Regions from separate parts of the Homo sapiens genome. Here region 1 is linked to region 2. Evidence: chromatin contacts called from ENCODE POLR2A ChIA-PET data. All regions are on one chromosome and are shown on one strand. Each heading gives the region's core, a stretch centred on a gene start or an enhancer-like site at or near the end of the contact. The rest is flanking DNA. Distances are from core to core; before and after follow the strand shown. Region 1 overlaps ARHGAP26 (Rho GTPase activating protein 26). Region 2 overlaps SPOCK1 (SPARC (osteonectin), cwcv and kazal like domains proteoglycan 1).

What was found. ChIA-PET counts read pairs that join two places held with the same protein, here RNA polymerase II (POLR2A).
Region 1: POLR2A ChIA-PET joins it to region 2 with 27 read pairs in PC-9. The contact joins two enhancer-like sites. POLR2A ChIA-PET finds 5 or more read pairs at or near these places in 2 of 52 experiments (PC-9 and endothelial cell of umbilical vein).

Annotation. Positions count from the first base shown.
Region 1 is chr5:142,818,746-142,821,445 of GRCh38, reverse strand. All of the region lies in intron 1 of ARHGAP26 (Rho GTPase activating protein 26), which reads right to left. Among named protein-coding and RNA genes, the nearest start is that of ARHGAP26-AS1, 49 kb to the left of the region's middle. Within about 2 kb of position 1,450, at least 10 of the 41 ENCODE cell types and tissues checked have a DNase peak (open chromatin) inside an H3K27ac peak, as active enhancers do; they include PC-9, where a contact is called at or near this core.
Region 2 is chr5:137,369,351-137,372,419 of GRCh38, reverse strand. The region is part of intron 2 of SPOCK1 (SPARC (osteonectin), cwcv and kazal like domains proteoglycan 1); the gene reads left to right. Among named protein-coding and RNA genes, the nearest start is that of SPOCK1, 130 kb to the left of the region's middle. Within about 2 kb of position 1,425, at least 3 of the 41 ENCODE cell types and tissues checked have a DNase peak (open chromatin) inside an H3K27ac peak, as active enhancers do; they include PC-9, where a contact is called at or near this core.

The DNA of each region.
Region 1 (2,700 bases), core at 201-2,700, 5.4 Mb before region 2:
AAAAATGTAAGAGTGCACTTGCAGGTATGGGAATACACACACAAAATTTCCAAACTCTACTATGGGCCATCAAAAGAACCTCCCACCTCTGTAAGGCAGTCCTTGAAATGCCAAGTTTAAAAAAAAAAAAAAAAAAAAAAAAAAACCACTCTACCTTAGGAAGCCTGCCAACTGCTGCCAACACCAAACTAGCTTGGGGTGGAATAGAGAGATGCACTCCTTTGATCACTTTGGCCCATGTGTGAGTAATTCACCCGCTCTTCTCTTGGTCCACAGAAACATAGTTAAGATGCCTTAAAGATAGGGGATAATAAAAGGAAAATAAAAACAGAATACCAAGAAGCTCTGTAATATAGCTCTAAGATATAGTTTACTCATCTTCCACTTGAGTTCCACCTCAAGGAGTCCTCATTCCTGGCATCCTGTCTGCTCTAAGCAGAGCAAAAGCTACTTAATCCCACCACTACCTGGCATTGCCTTCCCGGGTAATTTGATTTCTAGCGGAGGTGGAGGGACAGAAGGCTAGTCATCTTGGCTGTCCTACCTAGTTACCCTTGAAGTCTGAGTTTCCTTGTCTATGAAATGCAATCAAGAATAGACTCCACTTCATAATGTTCCGGGAAAAATAAGAAAATGCATACGTGATGTGCCTGACACATTGCAATTGCTTAAAAATGTTTCATTCTTATGTTTTATTATTATGGCCTTTATGAACATGCAAAGATCAAGATCCATTCAAAAGAAAAGGCTTTTGTTTTCTAAATGGAAGAGTGTAACTGCTGCTCTGCATGTCTAGGGCAAGGTCCAGCTCTGCCCATCCCACTGCTGCACAGATACACCCCTGCTGTTTGAGAACCATGCTGGAGGCCATCGTAGCCGCTCACAAACACTTGTGATTGTCTCTCTCTAACACTGAATTGAAGTTATTCTACCGCCTTCAGCTCCAGGATGGCAATGTTCAATATGAGCCTTAGGTGGGTTTTTTTTGTTTGTTTTTTTGTTTTTTTAAGCATCTTGGACTAAAAAGATCAAACCCAACCACAAAATGACTGATCAGGGAAAAGAAAGCCACCTTACTATGAAACCCTTACTAATTTGTGATATAAATTTATCCAGAAACCTTTCGTCCAAAGATCTCAAAAACTCTTAACAAGAAAGTTTTAACCACCGCACAACAATCCTAAGAAGTTGGGATGGCTCAGAACTGAATTCTCAACGTTGGGGTCTCCTGAAACTCTTGATAAGCAGTGTTCCTCAATGTGAGGTCTGAGAACCACCTGCACTCCTCATCTAAATGCATGTGAAATGCACATTCGTGGATTCCATTTCCACTGCTACATCAAAATCTCTGGGGAAGGAAATTGGAACCTTTAATAAATAACCCCCAGAAAGTTCCAACACTAAATTTCTAAACCAAGCGATGACTCACTCTCCCTCCTCCACAAACAACGGCAGACCGGTAAGTAAATCCAAAATGTTGTCTACAACTTCAAGGGCTTCACAGGCCTCCTGAAGTCTTCCCACAGGTTCACAGGTAAGAACCCTGGTGTATGCAACACCAGTCAGGGCTTCTTAACTTTCATCATTCAATTATCCCACCTTCACTTTAAAAAAAAAATCAAGTCCATACTATGTAAATTTTTATAAGAAACTCATTATTACTTACATCTATAATGAAAGTAAATTTTCTATGTAATGATTGTGAAATTGTGGGTTTGATCCTTAGTTATAAGTTTTCCAAATACAGCATATAATTATCAGTATAAAACATTGTGTCACTGTACACCTAAAATCATCTCCCCTATCACCTATATATGACTACTCTTCCTGTTCAGGTAACATCAGTTTGTGTAATCCAGAGATCTGGAACCATGTGAGGATTTTATGAGGCATGCATGGCCTGTGATGCAGAAGGCTGTCTATTCTGGCAAACTCCAGAAGACCTAACAGCCTCAGTCTGCACATGCCTGGCAGAGCAGGCTATGGGAGGAGAGGGCTTTCCCTCCTGCCAGAAGGCCAGAAAATTATGTCACCTGTGGGTGTGACTGACTTGTCCAGGTGTCCTTTTTGTGACCTGTCTACCCCATCAGTGAGATGAAACATGCCCACCCACCCACAGCCCAGACTCCCCACTGCAAGGACCATGGTTGACCTCTGACCTACTGGGGCCAATCTGCTTTTCTTCAGGGGAATTTGTAATTAGGGCACAGAGGAACTTGTTAATTGACGTTAGACAAGCAAACTGAGGAATGTTTTCGACTTGGACTAGGGTGACCTCCTGAGGCAGAAAACCAGTCCATAGAGGCAAGTAAGAGGAGACACCAGCTGCCCTAGAGAAAAAGTAGGCACAGGGACATCCCAGTAACCTAGCAATAAACTTCTCTTTAGCTGGTCTGAGCAGGCAGTTTCTCCTTGCAACCAAATCACCCCTAAGACTCACTGTGCTGCACAGCTCTGGCTCCAATGTCCAGGTGGAGTTGAAGGAAGGCTAGAAGCTGGGTGAGCACCCTTCCCAGATATACCCCAAAAGAGGGTAGGGCTTGAACCTTATCATAGGGTCAGGGAAGGGGCATTCTAATGTGGGTCCCCTCCACATTACTCCAGGTGAGAGGTGCCACAAGAAGGAGCAAACAGGAGGGTACCTGGAGCTCTTCCCTCCTGCTGATAGTGGGGAAACAATGACGACAAACACAGCTTACA
Region 2 (3,069 bases), core at 176-2,675:
CCCTCAGCATGCAGGAAGGGGTTTGCATCCAATCCTTATAAGGAAAGATCAAGCTTCTATTGCTCAGGGAGGGTATTGGTTGGCAGAATGTGGGGTTCAGTGGATTCAGCAAATGAGACACTGAAGAGCACAGTAGTTAGGAGCTTGGCTGTGGACACAGACTGTTTGGGTCCACATGAGGAACTGATGAAGTTTCTTCCTGTTTTATCATTCTTTAGACCTACACAGTCCAGTACAGTAACCACCAGGCTCATGTGGCTACTCAGCAGCTGAAACTAGGCTAGCTCACAGTGGGACGTGCTGGGAGTATAAAACACCAAGATTTCAATGCCTTAGGATGAAAGATCATTAATATTTTAAAATATTGATGGCATGTTGAAATGATAGTTTGGATATGTTGGGTTAAATAAAATATTAGAATGAATGTTCCCTGTTTTTGCTTTTTAGTGTGACCGCCAGAAATTCAAATTATATATGTGGTTCACATTTGTGGTTGACGTTATATTTCTATTGGATAGTGCTGATCTCACCTGAGGATAGTAACAGCCCCTTCCTTCTTCATGGGTTGCTGTGAGGGTTAAATGGGTGAATAGATGAATGGTGTTTAGTTTGGTACTCGGCATATAGTAAGTATTTACAAAGCCTCAGATGATCATCATTGACATTATCGTCATCATCATCTTATCATCCAGGGTGGAAACCTAAGCTAAGAGGAGAAAGTTGGGGGTGGAGACATCTGGATTGTGGTTTGAGGTAAACTTATCAACTTCTTAGGAGGTTGTTTATGATTTGGGGCTCTCTGGTGTTATAAGTAATCCTCATCCCCTTGGCTCCTCATTTGTATTGGTAATGGAAGGCTGTGTATGCAGTTCATGGTAAATCCTGTTACCTAAAGGGATGGCTGCTCACTGCAAACTGCTTTGTAGAATCCCCAGAGGCTTATTTATTTACCAAGCTACTTTGACTCTTGCAATGGAGTGAAAAATCAGGTTTTCATGAAGCCAGTTATAAATAGCTAACCTTTGGGAAGTGCTTACCATATGCCTAGCACTATGCTAAGTGCTTCTCATGTATTTCTTTATTTAATGCTCACAGTAGCCCTCCAAGGCAAGTGCTGGCCCCACCAGTTTAAGTGGAGGGAAGCAGAACTTAGCATAAGTAACATCTTGCAGCCAGGACGTGAGGGAGCTGAGCCTTGAATCTAGGTCAGTCTGATTCTCAAGTTGTGGCACTATTCATTCTGCCTCCTTAGAACTCAAAAAGTGAGTCTCTTTTAATCAGGAAACCTTATGCAGCACACTGGGTATTTCAGAATGTCTGAGACACTGGAGAGGGTGTAAGCCTGAAGGCATAAGCCCAGAAAATGGCTGAGTCCTCAGGCCAGGGCTGAACTGGGTTCTGGAACCAGAGTGCAGTACATGGTGGCCATTGACAGGCATGGCCAGCTACTGTGACCAGCTGTGAGAGCAGCACAGCCCTGGTCTCAGGCTGTCCCTTTGTGTCAGACAGGCAGATTTTATACGATGCATTCATGGACCTGAGGCCCATTCACCCCAGAGGCTTTCCCAAGACCCTGGAGAGGCAGAGATGCTTGACAAATGCATTAACTTTGCCAACGCTGCTTAAAGGAGGCATGTGATATAACATTTCCAAAGCCACAGTGTTTTCTTAGAGAAATCTCAGTACAGCTAAAACTCTAATGATTGCATGTGTCAGAAAAGGATCTTCTTTTTCATTTAGGCCTGATATAAATTTGCTGGTGACTTTACCACATTAGCTAAATTCCAGGAAAGATATGTGTCACTGGGTTGGGTGTTTCTGTTGCCGCAGGACATTGAATGATGCATTCTTTAATGAGCGAGTGTCACTCATTGGAGCAGCTGCCTTTCAAGGAGCCTTTCTCTTGAATAGAAGAATTCTATTTAGTATCCAGTTATTTCCTCTTTGACCCCCTTTCAGTCAAAATATGCAAGGTTTATTCCTCACCTCTTGACATCCAATGCCTGTTAGAGCCTTATTAGCATTTATTCTCATTGATGTTCATTGCATTTTAAATCTGGCAGGGACGTGATTAAGAGGTGGAAAATCACCGGACTCGGTCGGCGTGTGACTGTCTGATCGTGGCATGATGACCAGCTCAGCATGTAATCACATCTCTTGTGTTTTCAGTTTCCTTTCATACCCCTGGAGGGAAAAAGTTCAATTCCGAGTCATGCTCTGGCTCGGCAGAGGTAGGCAGCGGGTGAGAAGGGTGCAGAATCGGTTGGTCCTGAGTGTGCTGAGAGGCAGCCTAGGTCCTAGGAGACGAATTCTACCTACATTCACCCTAGGCACCATCCTTGCATCACTCGCTACCAGAATAAGCGGGCCAGCTAGGCTTATTCTTATAAGGAGGTGTACCTGTGGGATCCCAGTAAATCACGGCACTCATCCTGTGGGGTTGGTGGTTGCTATGGATAGAATTGTGTTCCTCCGAAGTTCCTTTGTTGAAGCTCTGACCCCCAGTGTGATGGTATTTGGAGATGGGGCCTTTGGGAGGTGATTAGGTTTTGATTAGGTCATGGGGGTGTAGACTTCATGATGGGATTAGTGTCCTTATAAGCAGAGACATCAGAGACCTTGCTTCCTCTCTCTCTCGGCCATATGAGGGTACAGCCAGGAGGCAGCCATCTGCAAGCCAGGAAGAGGGCCTTCACCACGGAACTGAATTGGCCAGCACCTTGATCTTAGACTTGCAGCCTCTAGAACTGTGAGAAGTAAATTCCTGTTGTTTAGGCCACTCACTCTAATGTATTTTGTTACGGAAACCCGAGCTAAGACAGTGGTCCTAGTTCTAGTTCACAACTTTGGGAAGCTTATATAAGCTCCCAGTTAGTAAGTGGCACACCCAGGTCAATCTGGGGATAACAGCTTGTCTCCCTGGCACTTCTCGACCCCTGTGTGGATATTGCCTGTTGGGGTTTTGCTTATATATGTTCTCCTCAGGAGGATCTCTTACAGCCCTGTCATTATTTTTGGGTCCCTTGCAAAGCCATGTGTAGAGTAGACATTGAATAGATAACAGCACAG